Regions from separate parts of the Homo sapiens genome. Here region 1 is linked to region 2. A link is an interaction called in ENCODE POLR2A ChIA-PET data of the cell type or tissue named here. Cell type or tissue: CD4-positive, alpha-beta T cell. All regions are shown on one strand.

What was found. Peaks named below come from ENCODE experiments on the same cell type or tissue, not always from the same donor. Only the 100,000 strongest peaks of a DNase experiment are listed, where the experiment ranks them.
Region 1: POLR2A ChIA-PET joins it to region 2 with 6 read pairs; 7 of 35 experiments call an interaction of 5 or more read pairs at or near these places.

The regions. Positions count from the first base shown.
Region 1 is chr3:195,892,759-195,897,758 of GRCh38, reverse strand. The region is part of intron 1 of TNK2 (tyrosine kinase non receptor 2); the gene reads left to right. Among named protein-coding and RNA genes, the nearest start is that of TNK2-AS1, 13 kb to the left of the region's middle. RefSeq lists enhancers at 1-657, 1,295-1,514 and silencers at 1,655-1,934, 2,145-2,204. In CD4-positive, alpha-beta T cell, CTCF peaks have their summits at 2,694 and 2,897; DNase peaks (open chromatin) are centred at 1,638, 2,608 and 2,968; H3K4me3 peaks cover 2,260 bases; H3K27ac peaks cover 2,521 bases.
Region 2 is chr3:195,547,341-195,552,340 of GRCh38, reverse strand. No RefSeq gene overlaps it. Among named protein-coding and RNA genes, the nearest start is that of PPP1R2, 6.5 kb to the right of the region's middle. RefSeq lists a silencer at 1,978-2,027. In CD4-positive, alpha-beta T cell, no CTCF peak of the experiment used is centred here; DNase peaks (open chromatin) are centred at 1,430, 2,030, 3,030 and 3,729; H3K4me3 peaks cover 2,328 bases; H3K27ac peaks cover 4,219 bases.

The DNA of each region.
Region 1 (5,000 bases), 350 kb before region 2:
AGAGCAAGGCTGGTAGAATGCTTGAGCCCAGGAGTTTGAGACCAACCTGGGCAACATGACGAAACCTCATCTCTACAAAAAATACAAAAATTAGCTGGGTGTGATAGTGCACGCCTGTAATCCCAGCTACTCAGGAGATGGAGGCAGGAGGATTGCTTGAGCCTGCGAGGCAGAGGTTGCAGTGAGCCAAGATCGCACCACTGCACTCCAGTCTAGGGCACAGTGAGATCCTATCTCAAACAAACAAACAAAAAACATGTGGGGTGAAGAGGCTTCAGGGCTGGACCATGGGCCTAGCACTGCCAGCAGACACAGCCTTGCCTGCCCTCAGGACCTCAGCTGCCAGGCCCCCCTGGGAGGGAGTGGGCCCCCGTGTCCTGGAGATGGAGAGACTATGGACAGTCATGGCGTGTGTCTGAATCACTCCCTTTTCTTTCTTGGGCCCTGGCCAGCCTCCTCCCCAGACCAGTGTGATGTCAGGCCCAGCCGACCTGAAGGTGCAGGGTTGCCTGGTGCAGGTTCCTCTGGGATGAGGTTCTGAGGGCACCCAGCCTGGCCTTGCTCCAGAAGCCTGGGCTCTGCGCACAGAGGGGTGAGTTAAGGCTGACTAAACTTGGTGGGGCTGACATGTGGAAGCAAGATAATCCTCTGGCTGGGGGAGGAGCTGTAAGCCCCCCTCTCCTCATCAGTATGTTCTTTTTTCCTTCAGGGCTTGGAGAAGAGGTAGGTGGAGGTGGGAGAGGGCGGGCTGGGAGGTAGGGTTGGCATATATTCCTGAGAATACGGTAGATTGTTTTGGAAAAATCCTCTTGGCCGGAAATTGCCTGTCATGTCTGCGCCTTGGTGTGGATTTGTCACTTCGCATGCAGTTGGAGAGGCTGGAGAGGGGAATGGACAGCAGAGCTGGGCTGGTTTCCAGCCTCTTGTTTCCTTTAGCTCTGCAGAGTGGAGATATAAAGAGACAAGTGAAGAGCAGAGGGGGTGTACACGTGGGGTGGATTCTCGAACTCCTAGAGGTAGTTTAGATCCTGTGGATGTCTTACGATAGGATGGTACTAGGACGCCAGAGATTTACAGGGGGAGGTGAGGCAGGGAGAAAGCAGGAAAGGGCACTGGTTTGGATCAGATCCTTTATCCAGCCAGGGCAAGAAGGGAGGGGCCTGGTATTTTCTGCCTTGCCTTCTACAGTCTCCCGGCTTTGCAGCTACTCCCAAGACTAGTATGTGCCTTTAGCTGCAGTAAGATGCCGAGGAGCTTCTGTACAGCATAGAAGCAGGCGTTCGGGGGCCTCGCCGGCAGTCATCCACCTACCCTGGTGTGCTTGGGGTGTGGAAGGGGCTGTGTGAGGAGAGTGGGCCGTAGAGGGAGCCTCACCTAGTGACCTTCCAGGGTCTGGCTCAGCCTTGACGCTGCGTGGGGAGGAGAGGTCACAGCATCTGTCTCTCCTCTGCCCCAACCCAGGGAAGGTGCCCTGAGCTCAGCCCTAAATACCTGGTACTAAAGAGTCAGTGGCTGCTTCAGATGCCACCAGAATGAGAAGCGGTGCCTTGGGGCCCCGGGGGAGAGGAAGAGCCTCTGCCCTGGGACTTCCTGTGCCGGCGATGGCCTCGCGCCAGTGCTGGGCGCGGCACCCCCGCGTGGGCCTGTGTTGGGCGGCTTTTGAGCAGGAGTCCGGGCCCTCGTGTCACCGCTCTGAAGTCAAGGAGGTCAGTGCGTGCCCAGCGCACAGCGCGTGCGGCGTTGCGGGAGTGGCGCGCGGGGAACCGGCCGCGGGGGCCTCGGGGCGGGGGCGTGGCCTGCGCGGGAGGCGGGCGCTGGGAGGCGGCGCGGAGCCGGCTGAGCGCAGGGCCGAGCTGCGGGGCAGGTGGGCGCCCGGCGTTCTGGGAGCAGAGTGGCCGCCGGGGCAGGCTGGGGGCGGGGTGGGCTGCAGCCCCGGGATGCCTCGGAGGAGGGGGTCTCAGATGGAGTCGGACGGAGGCCCCTCTGCTGTGGGCTTCTCGGATGGCCCCTTACCGTGAATACGGGGGACTCGTGAATCCCCAAGGCCCCAGTTGGTGGCTCTGGGGCCCTGGAGGCGGGCTGAGGGCTGAGTGGAGCCCGGTTCCGCGGCCGGCGAAGGCAGAGCCCCGGCTCTCGGTGGGGGTCAGCCCGGGGCTGGCACAGCTGGCTCACTGGGAGAGGGTGGGAGCCGCGCCCCGGAGAGGAGGAACGGAGCTGGGACGGGCTGCAGGAGGGAATGGCCGCAGGCCGGCAGGAGGAGGGGCGCGACCACCCGGCCGCCGGCCGATGGCGGATGAGGCTATGGGGGCTGAGACGCAGTAGCGGCCCTGCACTTCTGGAGGATGCTCGAGGCCCGGCCCCCCAGGACGCAGGGCAGTGACGCTGCCGGTGCCGCTGCGGGGCGGGGGCTGCGGGCGCTGCTTCTCTCCCTGACCGCAGCCGCTGGGATTTGGGGCTCCATGGGGGAGAGATCTGCTTACCAGCGCCTGGCTGGGGGCGAGGAGGGACCGCAGGTAATGGGGAAGGCTAGGGGATAGCCAGATACCTGGGCCCCAGACCCCTTCGTCTGCTGTGAGCCGGGCTCAGCCCTGCCCCCTGCGGCGGCCTCAGGAGTGAGAGTGTCTGCTCCTGGGCCAGGGGACAGAGAGCGGTGTGTTTATGTGGGTGTGGCGGTGGTGACTTAGTGATGCTGGCATCTGCCTGTGTGTGCATGGATCCCCTGGGACCCCAAAAAGCTGCCCGTTGGGCTTTCTTCCATGCCCCAAGGGAGTCCAGGAAGTACTGCTAGGATTGGGGTTCAGTCTTTTAGGAGAACTGAGTCTGTATGTCCTGGGCATTCCCGTTTACTAGGCTTCTGAATATGAATATCAAGCCAGATGTCCTTGTTTGCTTTTGAAAATATGGTCACGGTGTTGATGGATGGGGTAGCTTCCCTTCCCCTTGGAGAGAACGCACTTCCTCTCCCGACCGGCAGAGGGCAGTAGCTGACAGGAGAAAGGGGGACTCGGTAGGAGCGTTGGGGCTTAAGGTCGGGCTGTTTTCCTGGGCGAGGAGAAAGGGGGCCGGGCCGGGCCGGGCGCGGTGGCTCACGCCTGTCATCTCAGCACTTTGGGAGGCCGAGGCGGGCAGATCACCTGAGACGAGGACGCTGAGGTCAGGAATTCGGGACCAGCCTGGCCAACATGGCGGAAAAAAAAAAAATAGCTGGGCACGGTGGCGGGGGCCTGTAATCCCAGCTACTCGGGAGGCTGAGGCAGGAGAATCACTTGAACCCGGGATCGCGCCACTGCACTCAAGCCTGGGCGATAGAGCAAGACTCTCAAAAAAAAAAAGGGGGTGGGGGTTCCAGGAGCCGGCCTGGCGCTGACCCACACATACTTTGCTTCTTCCCGCAGCTGGATTACTGGGCCAGTTACAGGTCTTGTTCTTACTGGACATCCAAGGTCAGGCATGGGGTTCTGGTGACTTTGAGACACATATTTCTGGGGACGCTAGAGTTTTTAATCTGGCCATTCTGATCCAGCAGACCCATTTTGAAATAGAGGGAATAACCCTGCTTAAATTGTTCCCCGGCCCCCGGTCCCTGGGTCTCCTTCCAGGTGTGCTTGGTGCCAGGGTAAGGCTGTAGGCTTCTCTGATGCAAGGGCACAGTCAGCCAAGGTTTGGGGAAAAGTCAGCTCCAGTGTAACGCAGGCCTGATCTTGTCCACCTGACCTCAGCCCCCACTCCATCCACACCTGCCATCTCCACAAGCTTTGTGGGCTGGATGGCAGGGGGATGAGGAAGAGGGACTGAAGTTGGGGGTGTCCTTCTCCCCACCTCCTGGAGTTAGACCAGGAAATGGCTGTCCCTTTTGGCATCATCAGGGAGGTCAAGTGCTGGGAGAGGCCCTGGGAAGGGAGCCTGGGATGCTGAGTCCCCAAAGCCCTGCTCCCCAGCTGCCCACCCCTCCAGCCAGCTGAGGCTCCCTGAGCTGGTGGCCAGCTGGACAGGGACAAGAGAGCAGTGTGCAAGAAACAGGGGCTCCCTAGGCATGGCTCAGCAGGGAGGGGGGTGCCTGGGGAGCTGGAGAGGGCTTCCTGCAGCTGTCAGGTGTGTCTGGGGGCCGTAGCGAGGGGGGTGTAAGAGCAGCTGGCACCCTTTGAGGAGGGCCAGAGAGATCATTTGTCAGTTCTAGAAACATGAGGGCCCCACGGGGGCTTGATGGAGTGTCTCTAGGCCCCTTAATCTGAGGCCGTGGTCTGTGTCAGGGGTTATACAGGAGACATCCTACAGCTTTGGGGTGGGGGCGTCCCAGCAGGAGTCTCAGGGCATATTTGTTTGTTTTGAGCGGGTTTGGGAACTTGGCCACCTGGTCTGAGTAGGAGGCACCCTGGGTGTTTGGGCAGCAGACAGGGCCACCCCAGGGGAGGGGGTGAGGATCCTCACCCCACCCTACCCTTGCTCTTGGCTGGACTGCCCCACTCTGGCAGGCTGCCGGCCGCCTATTTCCGTCGGGCACCAGGGTAACAGGGCCACATCAGGGTCTGAGCCAGGAGACACCCAGCCAAGGCTGGGACTCGGGGGTGGGGGAGGGTCTCTGAGGAGTCATCGCAGGGCCCAGCGGAGCCTCTGGGGTCCAAGCCTCCCACTCAGGCTGTGTGTTAGTCCCCACGTCCCCACACAGGTCCATGAGGGAGTCCACAGCCCTGCTTCATACGTGCTGTTTGAGTCACATAGCCGCCACCCTAAAGTCCCAGGAGTTGTCTGCAACTGTGAGGGCTGGGGTAGAAGCCAGAGACAGGAGCTTTGTGTATGGGGAGGCAGGGGGGCCAGCGCGGGTGGCTGGGAGGAAGAGTCCCCCCCATTCCTGCCGCCCTCTTGGCAGTGATTCAGAAAGGTCCTTTTTCAGCCAGTGTCAGAGCTGCTCAGCTGGGGAGGGAGGGAGAGAGGGAGAGAGAGAGGCAGGCAAGAGGGAGGGCGGCCGGGCGGGCAGTTGGGTGGGGAAGCCGGGGAGTAGG
Region 2 (5,000 bases):
CAAGAAATTTTTACCCTGGGCCATGGGTCAGAATGGAGGAAATGATGATAACAGCAGCAGCCGTCTTGGGAGTCAAGCAGAATCCTAACTCCTGCCCAGCGCTGGGCTCCATGGCACAGAACTGCCGGCCACTATTTGTGAGTTGCCTGGGACAGAAAACCCAGCCTTCTGTTAAGGTGAGGAGTGCAGGCAACATTCTGGGAAGGTATCTGGGGTCTCAGACAGGCTGATGTGACAGGCGGATGTGTACCAACACACAGCAGTTCTACTCTGTGCACGGCCACTCTTTTTTAAGTCTCCAGAATGTTCCCCATCTCGTGACCACCCCTGGGGCTCCCCAGTGAGCCCGAAAACTAAAGGGGTAACACCCGGTAGCAGAGGCTTCTCTGAATTACATGGAGCCATGCCTGCATGATAGCCATTTTCCTTCCTGCTTGGTTGGGGCCTGCCCACACCATTTTGGTTCTCAAATATCCTGAGTATCACCCTGCACATAAGCAGTTTGTGAGGAATGGAGGCTGGCATGCCCAGCAGGCAGGGCTGCCGAGGAGAAGCTACACGAGAGGCTGGAAGATGACAGTGGGGAAAGAGGCTGCACGTTCAGGGGCCCGAGGGTGACAGGGATGGGAGGCCTGGTGAGCAGACTGGCCTTGGGTGAGAAAGGACTTGTCCGCCATGCCATTATACTCCCTGAGAACTGGCTGGGCTTGCTTGGTTGGCTCCTAAAGCAGCTGTCCCAGGAGGGAAGGGCTTGGCCTAGTCCCAGAGCTGAAAAGATTGAAAGAAGAGTTCAGTACTTGTGAGGGGGAGGAAAAGACACTGTGCTTGGTTCTGCTTAGAGCTATTACAGCATTGACTTAATCGTATTTTATTTCTAATCCTTCAAGAAGCATACTGTCACATTTAATAAGCCTGCAGACTTGATTCACCAGAAGATTTTGTTCCTGCCCACTCTGTATAAATTTTCTTAATTTTTTTTTTTTTTCCAGACTGAGTCTCACTCTATTGCCAAGGCTGGAGGGCAGTGGCATGATCTCAGCTCACTGCAACCTCTGCCTCCTGGGTTCAAGCAATTCTCCAGCCTCAGCCTCCCAAGTAGCTGGGACTACAGGGGCGCGCCACTACGCCTGGCTAATTTTTCTATTTTTAGTAGAGACAGGGTTTCACCATGTTGCCAGGCTGGTCTCAAACTCCTGACTTCAGGTGATCCACCCACCTTGGCCTCCCAAAGTGTTGGGATTACAGGTGTGAGCAACCACATCCAGCAATTTTCTTAATTTCTCTGTCTCTCTATGGAGGGAGAGGAAACATGAAACAAAAGCAGTTAATGCTTTTATGCGTTCTCTTTGACCCTGCAGTCTTAGTTAATTTTTTCCAACTTGGCGGCATCTAGCAAGATCAAAGTGAGTTTCAGCTGTGGTCAGCCACAGAGCTCCACAGTCTTGCACTGCAGCCGTTCCTAGCACAGAGCCAAATGGGCTCTGTCTGGACTCTCTTCTGAAATGTAGCAAACGCAATTGCCTTTGACAAGCACAGCTGAGCAGCATATTTAAGAATGCCAGAATATTAGGGGTGGGAAAGACCTTCATAAAATTAAGATAAAATTTGTGTTGACTAGGGTCCAGTCTTGGACAGGGTTAAGCTTCCAAGTAGGTAAACCATGAATGACAGGCAGTTAGAAAGAATATTCTAGTTGGTACCTACAAGGTAACAGTATAGGTGCCACCCTAAAAAAAATGAAAATTTTAAAATCTAGAGATAAAGCTAGTTTTACTTTGGTTTTTATTTTTAATTCAATTCTGTTCAGGATGCTGATTAGAAAACCTCCATATATGAGAAACAGTGAGAGGCAAACTCTTTTGTGCCGTAGAATGTTCTCGACATCAAAAAAGAGCACTGGAAGCCTTCAACATTTCCTGTTTATGTTGCACAGATCAGAGGTTCACACAGAAACCACCTGCCCACGTGGCCCCTGCTGCTGGTTTCCCAAGCCCCAGCTTTCCTCTGCAGTCCCCTCTTGCACTGCTTTCTTCTGATGAAGTCTGGCGAAGTCCTTGGGGGAGAAACCAACGAGACAGCAGTTTATCCTGTGAGAGCCTTGTGGTTCCTACTAAGGGATTCCCCCCACCTGCCTCAGCCACGGGAGCGCAAAGAGGGTCTTGAGTCCTGTCTAGAGAACCACTTGATAAAAACACCTGATAACACAGGTACACTTGATGAACACAGGAAGCTATGCCTTTGTGAAAACAGCAACAGCGTTCTCCTGGAGCCCAGAGCCAGAGCTGGGAGAGACACATGAAATGAGGGGTGGACTTGTGTGTGTATGTGCGTATCTAATAACAAACTTTGTTTTGTTTTGTTTTGTCTTGTTTGAGACAGAGTTTCACTCTTGTCACCCAGGCTGGAGTGCAATGGCGTGATCTCAGCTTGCTGCAACCTCCACCTCCCAGGTTCAAGGGATTCTCCTGCCTCAGCTTCCCGAGTAGCTGGGATTACAGATGCCTGCCACCATGCCTGGCTAATTTTTGTATCTTTAGTAGAGACAGGGTTTCACCATGTTGGCCAGACTGGTCTCGAACCCTTGACCTCAGGTGATCCACCTGCCTTGGCCTCCCAAAGTGCTAGGATTACAGGCATGAGCCACTGCACCCGGCCTAACAATGAACTTTTTAAAGAAAGGGTTCTGAACCTAAAATGAAAAGAGGAGGCCAGGCGTGGTGGCTCACACCTGTAATCCCAGCACTTTGGGAAGCCGAGGCGGGTGGATCACCTGAGGTGAGGAGTTCGAGACCAGCCTGGCCAACATGGTGAAACTCCATCTCTACTAAAAATACAAAAAATAGCTGGGCATGGTGGCATGTACCTATAATCCCAGCTATTTGGGAGGCTGAGGCAAGAGAATCTCTTGAACCCAGAAGGCAGAGTTTGTGGTGAGCCGAGATCACGTCACTGTACTCCAGCCTGGGTGACAGAGCGAGACTCCACCTCAAAAAAAAATTAAATTAAATTAAATTAAAATGAAAAGAGGAAATACAGTACCTGCTGTAGTTTATTTCTGCAATAAACTAAGCAATAGACAATACCTAGAAAAGGACCTGGCACATAACAGACCTCAATTAAGATTTCTGACTGGTGACAGGACAATTTCCTCTTTGTAATGCATTCTCTATTGACTCAGCAGTCTTTCTTATTTCTATTATTTCCTTTCCAGCATTATAGCTGCTAATGCCTTCCTTAGCCATGCAGAACAAGATATATAGTCAGATTGCTTTCCAAGAAATTGATGTTGTTATGGACACCATTATTGGGGAGGTCGAATTTAGGAACAGTTAACTCATTTATTCCCTGATTCAACTGTGAAAGGAAAATAAATCTTGGGACCCTAAACTCACTAAGCCAAAGGGGAAAAGTCCAGCTGGGAACTGGGTCTTGCAAACCTGCCTCCCATTTTGTTCCTAAATAGATAGCTACAAGATAATAAAGCTACAGACCTCCCTCACAATTTGCCCACAGGGTAATTCCTGTGGGCTCCCAGATCTTTACTCTAAAACAGTTCTGTTGAATCTCACCCTGGCAATGTATACTGATAGCTTATCTTTGCAGGTATGGGGCAAAGGACAGAAATCAAAGACATCCCTCTGCTTACCTGAGACAAAGGCATATCTGATTGCTTCCTCTGCCCTATGTTTATGTTATGTAAAAAATGCAGATTCATTGAATGTGTAAGTGACTGTACCTCTACCACCCTCTCACATGTAAATGGCTGATCAAAGACTCAAAAGAATGCAACTGCTTGCCTCTTATCCACCCACACCCTTTGTAAAAAAAAACTTTCTTTCTCTTTCTCCAATATTCATTCTTTTCCCTTTAAATATTGAGGTCCCCAGACCCTCTTTGGAAAAAGCATGGAGCACAGTTCTTCCTGTGGATCTGTGTTCTTTCCTGAGTGCATCCTTAACCTTGGCAAATAAACCCAAATCATCGAGACTCGCCTTGGTCATTTTCTTTGATTTACATAACCAACATGTATCGAGGGCCTCTTACGGCAGACACTGTATTCATTAAGTTATGCTGTCAGGGGAGAAAGAGGAGGAAGACATGCACCTGCTCCCAAAGAGGCCACAGCAGAGGGACGGACACTTAGACAATGATGATACAATGAGATAGAGGAATGCAAACAGCTCCTTAGGATCTCAGTGAAGGTGAACACTAACTCGGCCTGCGTGGAGTCGGAGAAGGAGATGACCTTTGAACTGGGGTAATTTAAAAGCAAGAATAGGGGATGGTATTTCACATAGATTAGTAAAGGCATGAAAAAGGGACAGAATATAGGTTGCTCTGACACCCTGAGAAGGGCAGTGTGACTAGTGTGAAGAACATAGCAGAAAGCAAGTGGATGTAAAAAGAGAAGGAGACTAGAAGAACAGACAGGGCTGGATTGTGAAGGCCCAAGGGATTTGGACTTCATCCTAGACAATGAGCAACCACGGCAGACTGAGTTCCTTGAGCAAAAAAAAAAAAAGAGGGGCAAGTTCTTTTTTTTTTTTTTTTTTTTTGAGATGGAGTCTTGCTCTGTCACCAGGCTGGAGTGCAGCGGCGCAATCTCACTGCAACCACTGCCTCCCGGGTTCAAGCGATTCTCCTGCCTCAGCCTCCCAAATAGCTGGGACTACAGGCGCGCGCCACCATGCCCAGCTAATTTTTGTATTTTTAGTAGAGACGGGGTTTCACCATGTTGGCCAGGATGGTCTCCATCTCTTGACCTCGTGATCTGCCCACCTTGGCCTCCCAAAGTGCTGGGATCACAGGCGGGAGCCACCGCGCCTGGCCAAGAAGGGCAAGTTCTAATTGTTTCCCCAAGCGTAACACTGTGTGTGGCAAAGTGGAGTTGAATTTATAAACTAAGGATCATTGCATATCCCAATTTAAAAAAAAATATGAGAACAGTATGAAGATGAATGGGCAGTGAAGAAAGCGGAGTCCTCAGACCAATCTGGAGA